Regions from separate parts of the Homo sapiens genome. Here regions 1 and 3 are each linked to region 2. Evidence: chromatin loops called from intact Hi-C (ENCODE). Cell type or tissue: B cell. All regions are shown on one strand. Links, peaks and the distances in the headings refer to the core of each region. The heading gives the core; the rest is flanking DNA.

What was found. A loop is a pair of places that touch in the nucleus more often than their neighbours do. Peaks named below come from ENCODE experiments on the same cell type or tissue, not always from the same donor. Only the 100,000 strongest peaks of a DNase experiment are listed, where the experiment ranks them.
Region 1: a loop joins it to region 2, with 2.9 times the contacts of the local background. A loop is called at or near these places in 13 of 110 quality-filtered maps.
Region 3: a loop joins it to region 2, with 4 times the contacts of the local background. A loop is called at or near these places in 52 of 110 quality-filtered maps.

What each region holds. Positions count from the first base shown.
Region 1 is chr1:206,676,639-206,683,734 of GRCh38, forward strand. LOC124904496 (a long non-coding RNA gene) reads left to right here and starts at 3,203. Exons shown (of 3, transcript XR_007066834.1): 1 at 3,203-3,949; 2 at 4,537-4,952; 3 at 6,269-6,350. LOC124904495 (a long non-coding RNA gene) reads right to left here. Exons shown (of 3, transcript XR_007066833.1): 2 at 6,713-6,905; 3 at 5,502-6,472. RefSeq lists a silencer at 3,626-3,920. In B cell, for the core only: no CTCF peak of the experiment used is centred there; DNase peaks (open chromatin) are centred at 2,733 and 3,233; H3K27me3 peaks cover 399 bases.
Region 2 is chr1:206,553,618-206,560,713 of GRCh38, forward strand. The region is part of intron 2 of RASSF5 (Ras association domain family member 5); the gene reads left to right. LOC124904494 (a long non-coding RNA gene) reads left to right here and starts at 4,751. Exons shown (of 2, transcript XR_007066831.1): 1 at 4,751-6,697. RefSeq lists silencers at 3,414-3,483, 3,504-3,843 and enhancers at 3,868-4,368, 3,994-4,243, 6,770-6,839. In B cell, for the core only: no CTCF peak of the experiment used is centred there; DNase peaks (open chromatin) are centred at 3,564 and 4,574; H3K4me3 peaks cover 1,819 bases; H3K27ac peaks cover 2,077 bases.
Region 3 is chr1:206,502,323-206,509,418 of GRCh38, forward strand. It overlaps RASSF5 (Ras association domain family member 5), which reads left to right and starts at 5,209. Exons shown (of 6, transcript NM_182663.4): 1 at 5,209-5,737. The coding sequence starts at 5,281. It overlaps LOC124904493 (a long non-coding RNA gene), which reads right to left and starts at 5,085. Exons shown (of 2, transcript XR_007066830.1): 1 at 4,544-5,085; 2 at 1,097-2,798. RefSeq lists enhancers at 2,098-2,147, 2,178-2,227 and silencers at 4,825-4,874, 5,125-5,484, 5,525-5,614. In B cell, for the core only: a CTCF peak has its summit at 3,873; DNase peaks (open chromatin) are centred at 4,689 and 5,169; H3K4me3 peaks cover 1,045 bases; H3K27me3 peaks cover 813 bases.

The DNA.
Region 1 (7,096 bases), core at 2,060-4,559, 120 kb after region 2:
GAAAGGCTTAACGAAAAAAGGAACGGAGAGAGACAAGAAACTGCATGGCCTGTTTAGAGGCAGCAGGTGGTTAGCACCAGCAAGAAGATAGGGTTTGTAGGGGAGGGTGTCAAGTTGTAAGGCTAGAGGCAGATTTAAGGGCTAGAAATTCCTCTCAGGCTTTGGACTCTGGTCAATAGGGAGCTATTGGTAATGTATGTGAAAGTGTTGTGCAAACTTCAATACAGTTTATAAGTATAAGAATTTAGAATACAAAGGAGAGAAATGTTTTTAAAGAAACAAAGTGTGGCTGGGCATGGTGTCTCATGCCTGTAATCCCAGCATTTTGGGAGGCCAAGGCAGGCAGATCATTTGAGGTCAGGAATTTGAGACCAGCCTGGCCAACGTGGTGAAACCCTGTCTGTACTAAAGATACAAAAATTAGCCTGGTGTGGTTGCATGCGCCTGTAATCCCAGTTACTTGGGAGGCTGAGGCACAAGATAGAGAATCGCTTGAACCCGGGAGGCGGAAGTTGCAGTGAGCTGAGATCATGCCACTGCACTCCAGCCTGGGCAACAGAGCAAGACTCAGTCTCAAAAAAAGAAACAAAAGTACTAAGATCAATGCACAATGCCTGCTGTGTATTACACAATATGGAAGTAGTGTCTGGCATTCATCTAGGAGAATCTTGGGTACCCATGGTGCTGGCACTGCCCCATTCCCTCCCTGTCAGCTCCCAAATACAAGGCTAACCAAATAGCACAGAGGGCCTGCCCCTGTTGACCTCCCTGGGTCAGGAGGGCTCCTGTTGTCCATTAAGTGGGACAATCATGAAGCCATCACAATTCCCTGCAGCCTCAACCTTTTAGGCTCAAGCAATCCTCCCACCTCAGCCACCTGAGTAGCTGGGACTACAGGCTCCTGCCACCATCCCCAGCTATTTTTTTTTTTTTTGTAGAAACAAGGTCTTGCTTTTTTGCCCAGACTGGTCTTGAACTCCTGGTCTCAAGTGATCCTCTTGCCTTGGCCTCCCAAAGTGCTGAGATAATAGGCATGAGCCACTGCACCCAGTGTACACTCTCGTGGTACAATAAATGTGCACCAGAAGTTCTGAGAGCCTAGTTTGTCTTTTTCTTTTTTTTTTCTTTGAGATGGAGTCTCACTCTGTCGCCAGGGCTGAAGTGCAATGGTGTGATCTCCACTCACTGCAACCTCCGTCTCCTGGGTTCAAGTGATTTCTCCTGCCTCAGCCTCCCTAGTAGTTGAGACTACAGGCACACACCACCACGCCCAGCTAATTTTTGTATGTTTTGTAGAGACAGTTTTTTTGCCATGTTGGCCATGCTGGCCTCAAACTCCTGATCTCAAGTGGTCCACCTGCCTCAGCCTCCCAAAGTGCTGAGATTACAGGCGTGAGCCACTGCACCTGGGTTAAGAGCCTAGTTTTTAAAGTCACACACCTACCTGTCTATATGATGGTGTAGAGGTGGTCTTTGGAGGAAAGGGACAGATTGATCTGTACATGTCCCTTTTGTCTCTACAATGTTGTAGTTTTCACCACTTCATAAGCAATGTGGGAGGAAAAATTAGGTCCTACTTCGATCTGTCATGGAATGAACAAAAACAAAACAAAATATAGTGTGTATATATATATATATATAGTGTATATATATATATAAGTGTATATATAGTGTGTATATATATATAGTGTGTGTATATATAGTGTGTGTGTATATATGTATATACAATACACGTATGCTACATAAATTATCTCACATATACCTCAAATATTTAGGTACTTCCTCAAAAGTTTACAAATGCTAAGATTCCAAACCCATTAATGCTCAAATGACTCTATTCATTGCCTTTAACTGTCTGTCTTAGTGGTAGGGACAGTCTCTGGAAGTTCTGAGTAAGTTGCAGTTGCAGACTGTCTCCTTCTCCTGAGCCATGCACACAGGCTGGGATGGCTTCCCCAGGTCGGCCTGGCAGGTGTCAGCTAGCTGGACCACTTTTAAGAGCATTTAGGAACATAGGCTTTGACACATGTGGAAACAGATCTTCCCCATCTAGTTGTGTGATGACTGGCTGTTATTTAACCTTTCTGAGCCACGTTTTCACTGATCAAAATACCGGAAATACTACTACTTAGAGCATTGTTGAGAAGATTGAATGAGATGGTTAGTATGAAAGTACCTGCTGCATAGTAACTGCTCACATTTATAGAGGCCAAGTACTATGTGCCAGAAACCATTGAAAATGTTACTCCTGTATTTAATCTAGGGAATATTATTCCATCCTTCATTATACAAACAGTACAATGAAGTGCAGTTAAGTATAGTAGTGAATAATGAGGTGGGATTAGAACCCAGGATTTGATTCCACCATGCTCTACTGCCTCAAAGTTAAGTTCTCATGTGAAGCTATGGATCATTATACCCTTAGGAAATCTCTACCCATTCCACATATACATGTGTATGTCTCTCCCCTACCTTTTCTACCCTTCCACTTCCATTTACTTATCTTAAGCAAGGGAGAAAAATCCAGGCATCACCAGGTCACCAGGTAAGAACCTGATGATCCTTTTGGTTGACCCACCTTGATTGTGTTCCTAGATAGTTCCCCCTTTCCTCTCCTCCTTTCCCAATCATTGTCCAGGCTGTTACTCATCTAAGTAGCAACTGATATGCCAGATATAAGCTAGGTTGGAGGGCAATGCTTTTAATACAAGGACAACAGCCTTGGAAGCCTTCTTGAATACAGGTGGATATTTGCCTCTCTTCCCTACATTTCCCATTGTAAACTGTGGATTTAGCATTAGACATCCTGGCCAGGTGTGGTGGCTCACGCCTGTAATCCCAGCACTTTAGGAGACCAAGGCGGGCGGATCACCTGAGGTCAGGAGTTCGAGAACAGCCTGATCAACATGGTGAAACCCCGTCTCTACTAAAAATACAAAAATTAGCCAGGTGTAGTGGCAGTTGCCTGTAATCCCAGCTACTCGGGAGGCTGAGCCAGGAGAATTGCTTGAACTCGGGAGACGGAGGTTGCAGTGAGCCAAGATCGTGTCATTGCACTCCAGCCTGGGCAACAAAGCAAGACTCCATCTCAAAAAAAAAAAAAAAAAAGAATTAGGCATACTGTAGTCCTAATTACTCTCATTTGTAGTCCCTTTGGACCATATTATGTCTGTTGATGTGCAGAGGTGAAGTTTCTGTTCCCCTTTGGGTACTTCCTTCTTTCTCTTTCTATTCGCATTCTTTGCCACTGCCCCAGCTGTTCCCTGCCGTGGCATTAAACTATCAAAGGATGAAGTGCAGATGAGGGCACGGAGGGCACCAAGGGCACCGTGGGTGGGGGAAGGATTTTTCCCCTCTGGGATGTCTTAACTAGGGCATTACCAATGGCACTTGCTATGGGTAGAATTCCTTTCTGTGAGGCAGCCGTTAACACCTTCAGAAAGAGCTAAGATAGAAGGGATGATAGAGGCCATCCTGACCAATATTTTGAGGTCATTTTCTGGGTCAGAAATTTTTGTGACTGAGTCTTATGTATATATATCTGTCACTTTTGCTTTGGGGGAATTTCTCATTTTATCACAGAAATACTAGCCTATGACATGAAGACTATTTCTCTCTGGCTCTAAGCCATTTTTCTTTCCAAGAGTGGGTTTTTAGTGGACAGAGCTTCTTCTGTAAATCATGCTCCTTCTTGCAATATTTTGTTTGCGGTACTAGCAGTGGATACAAAGGCTGCTTTATCTGTGTTCATGCGCAGATCCGCCAGCCTGTGGATGATCCTCACTCATCAAGAGAGTGTTAGCTGAAAATTTCCAAGAGATCCACCTCCATAAATTTCCACCCTCTGTCACTCATTCATAATGCCACGTCATAGTAAAACAGGAAACTTTTACTCCATGATGGTGTGAAGGCTGTGTGGGGGAATCTTGAAGAAAAAGATTGTCACAATGTATCCTATCATATAACCCAGTCATGCAAATTAACATAGACCTATATTCTGTAACAGATTAGGCCAAGATGGAAGGAAATTGAGGTGTGGAAAATTTATGTTGCTCTAAAATGGAAAGAATAGCCCATACCTCTTCAGGCAATTCCTGCCCAGAAATAGCAGATATCATATTTCTGACATTAAGAAGGATATGTGAGTATATGTCTGCTCAGGATCTATAGTAAGGACCATGAGCATGGACTTTGGGTCAGAAAGATTTGGGTCCTGTCCTTCGCTAGTGGAATGACTCTGAGAAAGTTATTTAATTTCTCTGGGACTCAGTTTTCTTGTTTATACAACAGATAAGTGAGGATAACAGTACAGACCTCATAGGGCTGTGTAAGAGTAGGATAAGGTTTGGCTGTGAATGATAGAAAACCTAGACCATCAGTCACTTCAACAAGAAGGCCATTTATTGTTCTTTCATATAAAAGTCTGGGTAGGTGGCTCATTGCTGATATGATGGATCCAGGTTCACCAGTATACAGACTCTTTCTGTCCTTTTGTTCTGTCTTCCTCAACCTGTAACCTCCAATTCACCATCCAAGATGGCTACAGCTGTGAAATTTTTATTCCAGTCAGCAGGAAAGAAAAAAGAGAAGGAGAAGAAGAAGGACATACTTCTTTCCATAAACCACTTCCACTTACAAGTCATTGGTTATAACTTAATCTTATGAATGTAACCGGCTATAGTGGAGGCTGCTCAAGTGGGAAATGTAATTTTTATTCCAGGCAGTCTTGTGCTTAGCTAAATATGGGGTGCTCTTTACTATCAAAGAGAGGAAAAAAAGGTGTTAGCCCACCCAACTAGCAATCTCAGCCACGGATCATCATGAGATTTAAATGAGACAATGCAGGTAGAGGGTTGAGCACAGTGTTGGGCACTCAGGAAGCACTCAAAAAACATTGTCATCGTCATCATCATCATCATCATCAACATCATCATCACCATCATCATGAGAAGGTGAGGAATACTTTGAAACTGTGACAAGGCATTTTCTTATTTTAACCTGGTCTTGCTGCTAACATCACCCTTGGCCACCTCCCTTTTAAGGTGATTTGAGTTTCATCTTTTATGATACCTTTGAACATGCCTTCATGAAACAAAACTATATAAAAAGGAAAGCAAGGGAAAGGTGAACATAGGACTCAGGATGATGGGGTCTTGGGCCATGAAAATGGAGGGGTTGGGGGAGTGTGTGTGGAGGAATCATCTAGTTAGATGTAAATTATTGTCGAAGTTCTAGTTTTTATTTTGGGTAGTGGATTCACAGGTGCTTACTGCATTATTAAAAATAATTATTAACTAACAATAAAAGTGGAGCTGCATGGATCAATGATCCAATGACGAGAGTGTGTCATGAATCAAGGATTATAATTAATCCATTTCTATGTACCTGAGGTCCTTAAATTGTCTTTGTGTGTACTATATTGCATGGCATATGTGTTTGCATGTTAATAGTAGATAAAAATAGTACTTTCTATTTGCATAGACTTTCAAGTTTTAAAGCGCTTTTACACATCCATAAAAACTGTTTATTAAGTAGTTCATTACAGATGGCTAAGAGCCTGGTGTTACACAAATAGGACTTTGGACTGCTTCCTGTAGGAAAGTTTTTATTTTATCCTTGCACAAGCCCTACAAAGTAGGCAAGGCAGATGTTATTGTCACTATTTTGCAGATGAGAAGGAAGGAACTGAGAGAGCAAGGGGCTCTCATGAGGTTACATAGCGAGTCAGTATCAGAATGGAACTTAAGACTCAGGATCTCTTGGCCAGTGCTTCTGCATTTAGCACATCTTACTCCTCAATTATTCATCCACTAGGCGTTTATTCTGTTACATGGCACATTGTGCTCATGTGTTGTGTTCATATATGTGTGTGTTTTCTGGTGCTGTGTGTGCAGTTCATATAATCTCTATCCACTATGTATGTACCCTCAGAGTCCCTGTGTGCCCCCTAGGCCTATTTGGCTCTTGCAGCTCCGGGAGGACTCTCAGGTGGGAATTCAGTTGTCCTGTTATTCCTAGATCATTGGGCCTCACCATCTCCCTGGAGCTCCAGCTAGGTAGGAAAGCAGCTTTGATATCAGGAATAGATCCGTAGGCCATGAGCACAGAGCAGAGGAGCAAGCCAGCAATGTCTAAATAATGGTGATATTTAATATTTCATGATAATGTATAGTTTATGCTTTAGGATGTGTTCTCATAATTACTATTTCATTTTATTCTCTCTCAGCCCCGAAAGTAGATTTTGTTGTTTTTTTCTTTTCTTTTTCAGATGCTGAGAGATGTTACATGTCTTGCTCAAGGTAACCCAGTTGGAGGACAGTCTTGGCTTCAGCTCATTTGTCTCTAGATCCTGTCATCTTACCACTGTGCCTTGCTGCCTCTGAAAAGGCAGAAGGAAGTTATTCTCTTTCTAGCTTTGTGGAGAAAAGCAGGTGATACCTCAACACCAAGCCATAGGGAGCTTCCAGTGACTCTGCAAAGAAAAAAAAGACCAACTCAGACTCCAGAGCAGCCCCACCAGAGCCTGAGCAGTTGGAGCCTTCCACCTTCCCACCCCTGCGTTCCTCTTGTCCTTGGGCATCTCCTGTGTGTGCTTCGGGGAGGTGATAGCAGTGCTATAGAAGTAGTGGAGTGAAGATGTTTTCCTATCCCCGTGGCCTTAGATAGTGTCTTTGTCTTTGAAGAGTCAGGGGCATCTGGGGAGCTGTCTAACCGTATCTATCCTGTAGACTCGGGAGGAAGCTGCTGGCTGCTGTAGACAGAAGAGAATCCCTGTGCTTCGGGCTCCTAGGAAGGTGTCTGCCATCCTCTCTGTGCCACTGTTATCTGTCTTCTTCCCCATCAGATAACACCATCCACCGCTGCAGGGCTGAGCACGGCACCTTGTACATGGAGCTAAGCAGATGCTGCTTGAGAAGAGCATATGTTTGTGTCGGGGGAAACATGTCTCTCCTTGGTCCACAGAGCCCTACCTGCCCCAGGAAAGGACAGTGTTGGGAGGGTAACTCCCACCCCTCACTCCTCCCCCTCATTCCTGCCTCCACAAGCATCTTCTGGGAAAGGTGAATGAGGGAAGAGACATTTGCACTTGTCCCTT
Region 2 (7,096 bases), core at 2,168-4,667:
AGAGAAAGAATTATGAGCCCTGAGTCTGTTAGGTGTGGTTGATACCAGTGGCATAGGTGAGACTTACCCCCCAAGGAGAGCAGGGGTACACAGGGGGAGAAGAGAAGACCCCAGGAAGCTGAAAGGAAGACGGGGGCATAGTCAGATGGAGAAAGTGGTTCCTAACTTGTTTGTAATGGACTATAATTTCAGGCATGTGGTTATTATGAGAGTAATCACAGAGGTAAACCATGAGGCCGCAGAGTATAGAGTTCAAGGACTTGGGTTCTGGAGTCAGACCCAGCGGAATTGATATCTGGCTCCACCATTAACTAACAGTGTGGATATGTGCAAGTAACTTCACTTGCCTTAACCTCCTTTTGCTTTCTGTAAAATATAGATAATAACTGTAGCTTCCTCATAGGTTTGTTGTAGGGCTTAAATGAAATTATGAACAAATTATTAGTACAGTGCCTGCACATACTAGCTAACGGTGATTTCAAAATATGTCTCAGGGGTGCGGTGGCACCTTGCCCTGGTTTTCAGCCTCTCTATATGCCACTACATCTGATCATAAGGTCATAAGGCCCTAAATCTGATCTCCACTGCTGCTACCCTTCAACTGGATAGTTGAGGAAACCTGATGTCCATAGTTGCTCAAGATACCATATCAAGCTGGAGTTGGAGCTGGGACTAGAATACAAGCTCCTGACTTCCAGTCCTGTATCACAGCTTTTCTGGTACATGCAGAACTACAGGGTGGATCTTACAAGAGGATCTGGCCACATGACAGGATTGTATCTGAGAAAGGAAAAAAGCTTAAAATAATGTCTTTCATCATCTAACACTTTGAGTTAGGAAAGTGGCCCATTCATCATTTCAATGGGGCTTTCTGAACCCCAGCACGACGCCATGGATTTAGGGCTCTGGCTGCTACAGCTTTAGATCCAGCCTCCTCTTCCTAAGTCCAGGGACAAGAATAGCCAGTTCCCATCCTTTGTGCGATCACATCTCAGGGCCTTAAAGGCTCTTGCTCAGACTCTTCCATGCCCCCTCCCTCTTACCCTGGCCAAGCTATCACTATTATTGATTATTCATAGGGAAGAGGTCCAGAGGTTCAGACAGGGCCATTAGATGCTTCAGGGAGTCCTGTCTTCCTTCCTTTGAGACCCTGGGGCTTCAGTCTGGATTTTTCCTCCTGGAGGCTGGCCAACTTTGGTATATTATATATGATCTTTGTATATTTCTTCTAGTCCTAAAGTCCCTGCCAGCACAGTCTCTGTTTTGCTGACTTCTTACACATGGCTTTCTTCCCAACCTAGATTCACTGACAGCTGGGACAGGGTAGGGAAAGAGACATTAACTAGAAGTCAAGAGGCTTTGAAAGTAATGAGCTGTGATGGAACAAGTTACTTCCCTCAGTTTCCTTATCTATAAAATGGGCATAGTACCTGCTCTTAGGATAAAAGAGTAGCCTGGGGGAAATAATGGATGTTAAAAAGGTTTGAAAGACCCTATTCAGATGTCAGATTTTCATAAGGTTTGGAATGGCAGGGAGCAGTACCCTAAAAGAACACAGTGTCCCTGAGAACTTTCCTAACCAGGTCTGGCATCTGGTGTGCTGCTTCTAAGGAGAGATTCATGCTGACTCCTGGGGTACCTTGGCTTGGTGTTTGAATAGGTTGTTATTAGCTGTATGTGAAGGTTGCATTGCAGAGCTTCCCGGCATGAATCCAAGGACACAGTGTGGCCACAGAGAATCTGGGGCCTGTTTTTTTTTTCTTAAGTATTAGATTCCCACTGAGCAAGGAGGTTCTTTTTATGAAGAAAAGCATGTTTCTTAGCTGGCTGGACAAAGCAGGTGAGCTGTTATTGATGGCCCAAGGATCACAGGAAACCACCTCTCTGGGGGAAACCCCCCAAACAGCCTCTAAAATTTGAAAAAAAGATTGCTCCAGACAAAGCCAGAACCTACTTTCACCCCCATTAATGTGAGATCTTCCCCTGCAAACACCCGGTAGCTCACCCCAGCCCCGGGTGCTGACCGTCTCCCTCCTCTTATCTGCCTGCCAGAGAAGACAGCTACTGGTATTGACAGTTCTCCTGCACCGAGGGCGGCCAGCCGGCTGGGGTGCTGACTCTCAGCTCTCTTGTTTTTGTGCCTGCCAGGCACTCGCAGGCTTCTGGGAAGAAGACTGTGTGGGAGGATGAAGCCAAATTGGGCTGCAGTTTGAAACCTTCCCGAGCACTGACGGATTTGGCTTAGGTGGGAGAGGGAGAGGGTTTCTCATGAAGGTAGCCAGAGCTTAAGATGGAGTTGGCAGCTTGGTGTCCGGGGGGCTGAGTCTAGTCCTCCACCCAGCTTATGTTTCCCCAGGACTGGATTGTTTCAGAACTGTAGGAAAAGCTACACAGATTTGGAGAGAGACCTGATAACCCCTCTCAGCCACAGTCCAGGGCCCTCCGGGGTCCATGAGCCATCAGACTCCATGAACATGGTAGCAAAGCCAGGCCTCTGAAGGCAGTTTCCCTGCCGGGACTCCAGCCCCCACTGTATTTAAAGATGGCAAAGTGCCCACCCAAATAGCCTCATCATTGCTGAGGGTCTGTACATGACAGTGACTGGGGCGTAGGCAGCTGCACACACCAGGGCTGAGTCCCAGCACACGTGTTCTACCTGTGTGACTCCGAGCCTTACTTTTCTCATCTGTACACAGTCTCTGTCTCAAGGCTATTGGAATGAGTCAATGATAGAGTGCACGTAAATCACTTGCACAGAGAGTTGTTCAAACAATGGTAGCTAGAACTGCTATTGATCTATTGTGGGGTAATTGTCTTAACTGCTTTGAAGGATTCAGCCCTATGTGTTCCTTTGTCCAGTCAGATGGGAAAATATAAATGAGCCCTTCTCAATGTTAGGAATGACAAGATCAGGCCAAGACCCCTCTTTCTCAGACTATCCGGAAGATACACAGATGACCTGGACAGTGTCTGCAGGCTCCTGTGTATCCTGAGGCTTCCTGAGGGCCAAGTTCTATGGGTGGGAAGGCAGCTTGCTCTCTAGGTTGCCATAACTCTGCATCTGATTTGCATGTGTTTGTGGTGACCCTGCAGTTTCTTCTGGCATTTCCAACTTAAAATATTGCTGTTTCCCCAGGCAGGGCAGATATTGATTTTTTTCTTCTCTAACCATTCCGATTGACCCGGCTCCCCCACCCAGCGAATGGGGGAGGGAGGGGGTGGGGGTGAGGAAGTGGATGGGGGAGAAGGGAGGAGGGATGGTGTTGCCCTTATAGCTAGCACCTTTTACTCCGTGGAACCTGAGTCACCGGGGCTGATGAGAATGGGCTCTTTCCAGAAGCAAGTGCATGATGAAGAAAGAACAGAGGGAATGTTCCCCCTCGGGTCCATCCTGGTCCCTTCTTTCCCTGCATCCCTTATATGACCTGCAGTTCCCTGAGTCCACTTGCCACCGGGGGCGGGTGGCACCCAGGCGGCGGGGAGGCGGGGGAGGGGCGCAGTGACAGCCGAGCCGGCTTTGAGGAACCTTGCAGAGGAAGTGGCTTCAGAACTGCTTTACGCGAGGGGCAGGAAAGGCGCGGGAGGCGGGGGAGGTGCGGAGATGGCGCTCTGCACGGCGGCGGAGGGAGGGCGCTGGCGCCGGGGACACGAAACCGCAGAGCCCGGACGAGTCAGGGAGTGAGGCGCGAGCCGGGCGCCCGGGGCTCTGCAGGCGCAGGCGGCGCGGGGACAGGAGCAGGTTACCGGGCCGCCCGAGCGCTCGCACCCCGCTGAAAGAAACGCAGGCGGCCCGCCGGCTCTGCCTGGTCCGCTACCCGACCAGCTCCCGGCTCGGGGCTCAGAGCTAGGGGCTTACGCCAAGCGGAGCCCGGGGAGGGGTGCCCACCTCCCTCCGCCGCATCCCAAGCCCGGCCCCCTTGATGCGCTGGCGGCCTCGGCCGGGAACTCCGGGGTAGATGACCGTGGACAGCAGCATGAGCAGTGGGTACTGCAGCCTGGACGAGGAACTGGAAGACTGCTTCTTCACTGCTAAGACTACCTTTTTCAGAAATGCGCAGAGCAAACATCTTTCAAAGGTAAACATAATAATGGAATGCAGGAGCCTTTCGTGGGGGGAAATAACCTCTGTGGTCAATCTAGAAGGGAAACCTTGCTCCCAGCAAAGGGACAAAGCCACATGTCAGGAAAGTGGCCAGGCAGTTGCCCTGAGGGCTGAGCATCGTATCTGGAGCCCTTCAGGGACCTGCACTATTCAGTTGGTCAGCCCTCCTCACAGCGGTTCCATCCACAGATCTCTTCAAAATGGCTCTCCAGAATGTGGGGGCTGCCCCTGGCTGGTAGATTGGCTGCAGGTTCACCTGTGCCTGAGTGCACGGTCTCATAACCGCACCCCCTCCCCAAATCCTAGCTTAGAAGTTCTAGGTGGAAACTGAATGCCACCCAATCCCACAATAAGATAAACATTCATCAGTTGATAAACATTCATAAACACACATTCATCGGTTGGGACTTCCGTATTTGAAGTGGCCAGAAACCACCTTAAGTCGTAATCCAGCAACTTTGCAGAAGTCCAGGGTGTTTTTAGAAGCAGACGAAAACTTCTGGCCTAGGCTGCTGTCATGCTACCACTTTAACTTCCTGGGTCGGTTTGGGTAACCTGAAGGGGCTTGCGTGTGTTTCCTGATGGCATGACTTGTATTTCCTAAAGGTGTCCGCCTCTAGACACCCAGCAAGCCTGGGTGCCCTGGCCACTCTCCTAGTTGGCTGCAGGCCTCGTGTCTGTCAGTATCTTGGTGGGAGTGGAGGTAAAGCTGAGTTTGTTTATTTGTTTTGCTACTTAGATGAGAGGGCTCCAAGCCAGGTCCTTAGAGAGGTTACCTAGAAGGGGCTGGTTTATAGACAGAAGTGAGCTGTTATATTTCGCAGGTGTGTGGCAGGCTCATCATTAATTCAGCAGTGCTACACCAATTCAAATTAACCAAAAACTTCCCCAGGCCTGACTCTGAGGCCTCCTTTGTTAATAATTCATCTTGCCTGTAGGCTCTGCCTTTCCTGGATTCTGAAGTCAGGCAAATATACTGTACCTTCCAATTGTGAGAAGAGGCCCAAGAACCAAAGAAGAGATTGTGATTTTATGTTTGAAGGAGTCAACTAAAATAGGCCCCTGTAACTAGCACCTGTTTTCCAGGGCACCACTCATGAGGCTGGAGAGCAGGGGATGTTCCAGAGGGTGAGGGGCAAAGGGACAGGCGTCCCTTTCCCTGGCTGTAGGTGGGGCTCCTGCAGAACACCGTGGCTGCAGAGGGGAGGTGTCCCACCCTCCCGTGGGGTTCTTGCCGCGTGGTATAAGTCCCCCAAATCCCCACAGATACTCCAGCTAGCTAGGTATTTAGACCAGTGGTTATCAATCTTAGCTACACACTGGATTCACAGGAAGCTTTAGAAAATACTGGTGATACCTGGTTCCCATGCCCAGAGCACCTGATTTAAATGGCCTGGGGTACAGCCTGGGCATCAGGATTTTGAAAAGCCCCCCAGGTAATTCTGATATACAGTTGAGGTTTTGAACTATTTCTCTAGAGTGTTTTGTTGCTGCCTGGGAAGGAAATGGTTCCTGTTTTTAAACCAAAGTTTAGGTGCTGTGCCTGCCTCTCACTGCCAGCTAGGCTGCAAGCCCTCAGTTTCAGAGGGTGAGATTTTTGCATAATTAGGTGAGGAAGAGGCACTGCAAAGATGGGGTTTCTTTTACTTGGCAGTGGAAAAGATAACCGTTTCTGATATTTCTTGGGAGGAATAGAAATATCCTATAAGAAAATACACTGGGATGGGGTTGGTGTGGGGGATGGCTTGCTCCATGGCCTGAACAGCCATCTCTCTCCCTTCTTCCCCCCAGTTCTCCTTCCTCACCTGCCTCCAGAAAATACACCTTTGGTTTGGTCCCTGCAGAAACACTTCCTGTACTTTGTGTCTTGAATCCACCTTGTATCTTGAGGCCTCTGTATATCTTCCTGTGTCATTTTGCTGGAGTCTGTAAGCCCTCAGAAGACAGGAATCCCTTCTAAGAAACTCCTTTTACTGAACCCCAGAGAGGGTGATCAGGGATAAATGCTTCAGGGTGGTGGGCACGGCCCCTCTTATCCTTACGGGAAGCATCTTGACTGGATATTCAGGTCAGGGACAGTGTTCCTCAGCACGAGGCTGGCCTTCAGCACAGAACTCTCCAGGGAGGGGCAGGGCTGGGTGAGCAAGTGCAGGGGTGGACTGAGGAGGGTGAGGCAGGCTGAGCTGGGGACGCGTCCTCCAAAGGTTTCAGTCTTTCATTCTTCTAGGTGCCTTTTTACCTTCAATGACACTTTTCCACTCTCTTTTCTCCCTTGGATCACTTCTGGAAAGGGTTTTAAAGAGCTCTGCCATATTCTGACCCCATTCTGACCTCTTACAGTGCTTTTATTCTTACCCAAAGAGAGATCACGCTTGAGCTCCTAAGAGAATTTCTTTTTCCTGTCTCCAAGGAAAGGAGTTGATGTGTTTCCCGGTCGTCGAGAGATTGAGGCCCTCATCTGGGAAGGGCTGAGCTTGCTTCTATAAATAGCCTTGTCAGAACAACCTGTGTGGCTGCTCAGTTTGTGCCTGGCTAGAACAGAGCTTCAGGGAAGCCTCACTGCTGTGCGATGCCACCACCTGGGAGTTGCCACTGGTCAGTCCCAGGAGTTCCCAAGACTCCTCTCCAATGCCCTTTGGGAAGAGGTCGGAGGGGTGGGAAAGGTCTCCCCATTTCATAGGAAGGGGGTGCCTAAAGGTCAGGAGACAGCAAGGGAGATGGGGGCACCAGGCCCTGGGCCCTAGCTTGGTCTCTCTTTTCAGAAAATGGCAGTTTCCTGGGGCCACGTGCCTCCTTTGAGAGGGGCCGGGGACTTGGTTTTGAATCATACCACAGTTTTAGGAGGCTGAGGCAGTACTCTCCTGGTACTTTCCCACTTGGCTAGGCACAATTAGATCGTGTTTCTCTGGGTCAGGCATGTCACAAATGGGGCCTGGGGGAGAGCCAGCCTGTGGGCTTGGGCAGTGCAGACGTAGATGGTCTCAGTAAGACCAT
Region 3 (7,096 bases), core at 2,810-5,309, 51 kb before region 2:
GGATAATCTGAACTTCAAAGGCACAATGGGCTTCTTGTGAGATCCCAGGGAAGGAGCCATGAGTGAGGTCTGGGTGACTGTGAAGGCTCTGGAGGACCTGGCGTTTGGACTAGACCTTGGGAGTGGAGCAGGGTTTCCACAGGGAGAGGAAACTGGGGAAAGATTTTGCTGATCCTTCAAGCTGCACCTACAAAGTGAGATCAGAGATTCTGAGCCCTGCCCTTTCTACCACACCAGCTGGGCAGGACAAAGGCAAATTCATGGATCTGAGTGGATATGAGTCCAGACTGTGATACCTGTTTGGGCCAGTCACATGACTTCTCTGAGCCTTGATTTTCTCACCTGTAAAACAGGAATGCCAGCCATTTCACAGAGTTGCCATGAAGATGAAATCATTCAAGCCAAAAGTGCCTGCCGCATAATAGATGCTCAATGTATGTTTCTTGAGCAGATACATGTAACTTATGGCACTTTACAAGGGATTTCTCTCACAAACACATTTTGATCCTCCAACAACATTTTGTCATGGTCCCTGCTCTCAGTCTAGTAATGTAAAATATTACTGACCCCCATCACACATTGCAAGCAGCACTCACTTCTTTGGAAAGCTGAGCTCTGCATGCAACATGCTGCCCAAGAAGGAAAGGAAGCAGCACTGGAGACCTGTGTTTCATAGCTAACCAAGATAAGGGCATTTTTTTCCAAATGTCTGTGGAGGGGGTCACACCATTTTAACTATTTACTGCTGTAACCCCATTTTTAAAGTGTAGTCTGTGAGCCATCTGAATCAAAGTCTCTTGCAAAATCCCGGCCAAAATCCAGACATACTGAATCAGAGGGTCAGGTCCCAGAATAGGCATTTTGAACAAACTCAGGTTCATAAAGCTTGAAAAGTTTTTGGGGCTGTTGTGCCTGTTGTTCTCTTAGTCTGGGACACTCTTGTCCAGATTGACAAAGGGCTTGCTTCATTCAGATCTGCTTAAATGTCTGCTCCTCAGAAAGGTCTTTCCTGACTACTCAATCTAATAGAGTAGCCTCTATCACCTTCATCCCCTTAATGTGCTTGATTTTTCATCAAAGTGCTTACAACCTGATATCATATTACTCTTGTGTCTGTTTATTGTCTGGCTCTTTCACTAAATGCAAGCTTCATGAACATATCCATTTCACTGTTGTACCTTTAGTGCCTAGAACAGTGCTTGATACATAGTGGATATCAGAGAATTACTCATTAAATGAATGAATAACTGCTCTATGCCCTTGAAGATTGCACTGGCCATTAGCGCTGATTGCCAAATATTTCCAGCCCTTTCCCCTTCTGAGCACAAGGTAGAATTTTACATCTGCTCCTGTTTGTAGAGTGGGGTCATATGACTAGTTCTGGCCAATAAGCTGTGAGCAAAAGTGACTGGAGCTTTTAAATGCTGATGTGGGATCCTCCAGGCTCTCTCAATCTCCCTTTGGCACAGTGACTGGCAATATTAGACATGGTGAGTCTGATGAGAAGAGAGCACCTGCCAACCTGCAAAAGGCATGTAATGTGAGCGAGAAAGGAGTCTGTTATTTCAGGGCACTCAGCTGTGGAGCTTATTACTACAGCATAACCTAACTTGTCCTGACTCTTACAGTGATTCCATGTAGACAGTTGTGCAACTGTCAGAATCCCTGGGAGTTCCCTGAAAGCTTCGGGGATTTCAGGCGACTTCAGACGCCTCAAAGTCAAACAAAACCAAAAATGTCCCCTTCAGGAAGTCAGGCCATGTTCTGTCCTTCCGTTTTCCTTCTTACTAGGGAACTTGGGGAGGGAGGCTGGGCGGCAGCAGTTAAACAACTCACCCAATGGGAAAACCAGCACGCTCTGGGACCACCTCTGAAGTGATCTCACACCCTGACCACACACTCTAAACTCACTGTCATAATCCTTCCCCTTGGTCAAAAATAAAAGCAGCACACCCACTCTGCTGGGAGTGAGTCACAAACAGAAAAAAGTCAATGGGTCTGAGCCAAGAGGATCTACTAACAAGGGGAAAGATCTCCCAGTGGAGGTGTTTCAGCGGATGCTGCGGTCTTACCCTTGTAGCCTGGATGACCAGACAGATCAAAAAAAATGTTAAAGTCCAGGCATCTGACACTACCCCAGCAATGTCCTGAGCTTATAATGAGACTAGAGTTTCTTTAGCACTTCTTCCCTGGGGAAGAAGGAATACTCTGCTGTTCATGTGGGGTGTGTGTGTGTGTGTGTGTGTGTGTGTGTGTGCATGGGAGCAAGAAAGAAGTCTATGTGTGTGTCGTGGGTTGGTGGGGAAATGCTATTTCAAGGAAGAAGGGGACTGGGCTGGGAAAACTGGCATCAGAGGAGACATGCCCCAGCCAGGGAGCCTCACATTGAGGTTAAGAAGGGCAACTGCCCGCCCCAACTCTAATTTCTTGGCTCAAGGAGATGAACTTTAAGATAAACTTTATGATAAATTTTTTGATTGGTTACATGGAGTTATATGATTAATATCTCCATTTTCATCTCTTTTCCCACCCCAGAAGCCAAATATAGGGCTCTGGCCCTGCACAATCTCCTCCCACATTCATGCTAAGAGCAGCCACTGCCACTCCACCAAATCAGAGCTGCAGGAGGAAAACAAAAACTAGAGCATTTTTCTGTACAGCCCAGACAACTGGGGAAGAGTTTTATGCCTGATGGTTTCAGATAGCCCTCAGTTTCCCGTGGCCAGAGATGACGCTCCTCCTCATGAGTCTCTCTATCCAGGAAATCTGGGCTGGGCTGCCCAAACCATGCTTTGAGGCTGCAGGGAAGGACAGAGATGGAGACTGTTAGCAATTATTTCACAAATGGCTTTTCAAAGCCGATCTTCCAGGGATGCACTTGTTGTCAGATCCCTGCTGCTTCTTGCCCCACCAGGCTGTCACTCAGAGCTCAAGCTGTTTCCATGCCCAGGACCTCACCCACCCACTGCACTCCAGGAAGGGGATGAGTCTCAAGTGTGTGGAGATGGGTAACAGAGTGTGGACACAGCAAATATTTATATGGAATACAGATTTCTGCAACAACCCCAAGAGAACTGCTTGCAGAAAAAGTGGGAGATTAAAATAAGAGACCACAAGGGCAAATTGTATTTTCCCTTTTACACCTTCAGCAGAAAGTATTCAGGAATAGCCCTCATTGGGCTTTTATCTGTCAGGTCCACTGAAGTACACTTGTCCTGGGGAGAAGGAACAGAGAAGCCCATTCTCAGAATCACCACCTCAGACCTAGAGCAATGGTTTTCCAAGTTGGGTCCCTGGATCAATAGCATCAACACCTGGGAACTTGCTCAAAATGAGCCATCTCAAACCCCAGCCCCAGACCTATAGATTCTGAAACTTTGGGGATGAAGCCCAATAATCTTAACAAGCCCTCCAGATGACTGTGATGCATACCAAGGTTTGAAAACCACTGATGTAGCAAAAGCAAGGTTAGGAGAGGGAAGAGGAAAGGTAGAGGAGGGGTGGGGCAGAGGCGGTGGCCTGTGGCTTACACCCCTCATCGGAGCTCCTCTGTTTGGTAGCACTGTGGGGTTGACTGTCCCATGGGTCATTCCTCAGAAACCACCTCATAGGGTGAGCTCCCGCCTCTGGTGAGCCCCCAGAGCCCCAGGAACCTCTCTTCTGCTACAGATTTGGGAGGCAGAGGACTATGATTACCGTGAGGGAGAAGCCATGGAGCAAAGCTGGCTGGGAATTCCCTGGCCACTGGACTCTGGAAATCTTAGGAATTACCTAAAAATTACCTCCAAGGGAAAAACAAAAAGCAAAAGTGAAGATTCCCCTACGAAGCACTAGGGGGAGACCCATCTCTGGCCTGGGAAGAGAAGGGAGAGACCAGGTCCAGAAGAATTTAGACTATTCTTCTAAAAAATGACCACCGCTAGACGGACCAAACCGAACCTGTGTTTTAAGAGGAAAGCTGTGATCACTGAGTCATAATGACGGAGCTGGAGAGTGCCACGTTAACAACCACCTGTCTCCCCACCTCCAGCCCAATGTACAGTTAACAATACTGGGGCTAGAGAGGGCCAGGGCCCAGGCCCAGGTTCAGAGATCCAGGAGTCCTCCTTATCCATAAGATGGGCCTGTTTCCATGGGCAAAGGTGCCTGTCAGGAACAACTACATAATTTGTGGGAACCAGTGCAAAAAGAAAACGCCTGGCCCTTTGTTCAAAAAGTAAGACTTTCAAGATGGTGACCGCAGAGCGTTAAACCAGACAAGGGTCCATGAAGGCTTGAAGCAAGCCTTCACGGGGGAAAGTGCCGGGAGAAAGGAGATCTCTCTTTGGGTCCCATGAGTGAACCATCCATACCAGGTTCCACTTAGGGCATTTAGGGGAACTGGTATCTCCACAGTAATTACTAGAGCAGCTCTGGGGAACGGAGGGTTGGCTAAGGAAGAAAAGCTCCCCCAACCCTTGGGGCGAGGGAGCGTTCTCTCAATGGAGCCCCCCCAACTCCCCTCCACCCCCCACCAGTCTTCCAGGAAAGAGGAATACCCTACCCGGCAGGGCTGCGAAGGAAGGGGAAATCCAACCAGAGCGAAAGTCGCACGCGGACAGCTCTGCCAGCCCTTGGAGGCATCCGGCGGTCACCCACGGGACAAAGCGCGGCTGCGGGAGCGCGCGCGGGGCATTCCGGACCCGCGTCGAGCTCCGCTCTAGAGGGGGCGGCGGGCGGCGACAAGCCGGAGAGAGGAAGGGCCAAGGAGCACGGCCCTCCTGTCGGCACCATCAGCGGGAGAGTGGCGAGCGGACGCCTAGACGGAGGGGCCCTACTCAGACCCCATCGAGCCAGTTCCCAAGCTTTTCCCTCCGACCTGCTCCCTCCCGGGGCGCGTGAGGGTGCGGGTCGGGGGTGAACCTGGTGTTGGGGAAAGTGATTGGCAAGGGAAAGAGGCAGGGCTGAAGGCCTAGGGCCCCCCGCAGAAATGCGCCCTCTGAGCTGTACTGTACAGAGGCGCTCCTCTGCGGAATCCTGCAGCTGCTCCAGGTGAAGACGCCCCCAAATCCACACTCGCGCAGACGTCGCCTGGCACGGACCCTACCCCCTTCGGTCCGTCGGCGGTTCTCTTGGGTCGTCCTTCCTGCCACTCCGACTCTCCCCGCCCCCGCCCCGCCCAGCAGGCTGCGGTTCCTTTAAAGGCGCGCTGGTGTGGGGCGGCCCCTTCTCTCGGGGCTGGCTCGGGAGTAGCGCAGTCGCCAAAGCCGCCGCTGCCAAAGCTGCCGCCACTAGCCGGGCATGGCCATGGCGTCCCCGGCCATCGGGCAGCGCCCGTACCCGCTACTATTGGACCCCGAGCCGCCGCGCTATCTACAGAGCCTGAGCGGCCCCGAGCTACCGCCGCCGCCCCCCGACCGGTCCTCGCGCCTCTGTGTCCCGGCGCCCCTCTCCACTGCGCCCGGGGCGCGCGAGGGGCGCAGCGCCCGGAGGGCTGCCCGGGGGAACCTGGAGCCCCCGCCCCGGGCCTCCCGACCCGCTCGCCCGCTCCGGCCTGGTCTGCAGCAGAGACTGCGGCGGCGGCCTGGAGCGCCCCGACCCCGCGACGTGCGGAGCATCTTCGAGCAGCCGCAGGATCCCAGAGTCCCGGCGGAGCGAGGCGAGGGGCACTGCTTCGCCGAGTTGGTGCTGCCGGGCGGCCCCGGCTGGTGTGACCTGTGCGGACGAGAGGTGCTGCGGCAGGCGCTGCGCTGCACTAGTAAGTGTGAAGGCAGGGGAGGGGCGTGCGGGGAGACCGCAGTCTGGGGGCGAAGGACTGGGAGGGCCCTGGGGCAGGGAGAGAGGGGCCATTACACTCTTTGGCTCCAGGGGAGCCCCGAACATAAGGAGATAACAACCCCTGGGGACAGTCCGCTCCTTAGTTCCCTGCCCGGTATCCTTTAGTGCCTGCCCACTACCTAGGTATGGTTATGCGGTAGTTAACAGATACCTGTCTCCTGACAGGTGCGTGCCTTGGCCCTCCACACACACACACACACACACACACACACACACTCGCACACAGGTTGTGGGGGGTGGGTGGGTGATGGCCTCGGCGGCCTCTGTCATCTCCCTGTGCACCCTCATGGTTTTGTTGTGAGTTCTTGGGAGTGGGTTGTGAGACTGCTGTTGAGATGACCGTTTGACCCTTGCTTATTAGGGTTACTGACAAAACGCTTGTTTGTCCGCCCATGGTACAGGCTCAGACCTCTCCTCCAGGGGGACGTATTGGGACAGGGAGGAGACCTTGTTAGATTTTGGATAAAGGCAGGCTGTGAGGCTGAAGAGAGCCTGAAGTCACCCTGAACCCGTGCCCCCTCCTGCCTTTCACCTCTGGCCCCTCAAACCTTTGGACTCTGCTCCAATGTTTGGCTGTGCCCTGCCTCCTCCCCTTCCTCCTCCTGGGTTCCTGCCCTAGTCGTCATGCTCTAACATTACTCAGCTCCTGACAGGGTCCCTTCCTCTCCACAGCCCTCAGGCCCCTCCAGTCACCTCCTGAGCCAGGCGCTTCTCAAAGCCAGAAAACACTGGGCCCCCAGTGTATAGATTTTCTGAGCCAATCTTCAGTCTCCTTGGGGGTTTATTATTTTTCTCCTCCTACAGTTAGGGGTGTGTATGCCTTTAATAGGTGTCCACCCTCCACCCCCACCCCGGCATTTGCTCTTGCGTGTTTATCAGAGGATATCCACAGCCATGTGTTCATGTGTTTACATGGATATTTCAAATATCTGAAGCCCAAAGCACAGACAATGGCACAGCCTCTAACAAGCATCTCTGGAAATGGATTGTGGTTTGCATCTTTCAGCAAAGGCCCTTCCCCTATGGCAGCAGCCTCACGTCTCCCATCCAACTGCAGCGTTGGACAGCAGCAGTGATTTCCACATCAGGAAAACCCTACCCTTTTTCTGCCTGCAGTCTGCAGCGGAGGCTGTTCAATGTGCTGCCCGCTGCAGCTGGCTGCAGGGAAATAGAACTCAGACACTAAGCCTGGGTCAAGTGGAAGGGAAAGATTGGAAGGGCAAGTGGGTGCTGCTCTTTCCTCCACCAGAACCCCCAGTTCAGGTGCTAATTAAGAAGG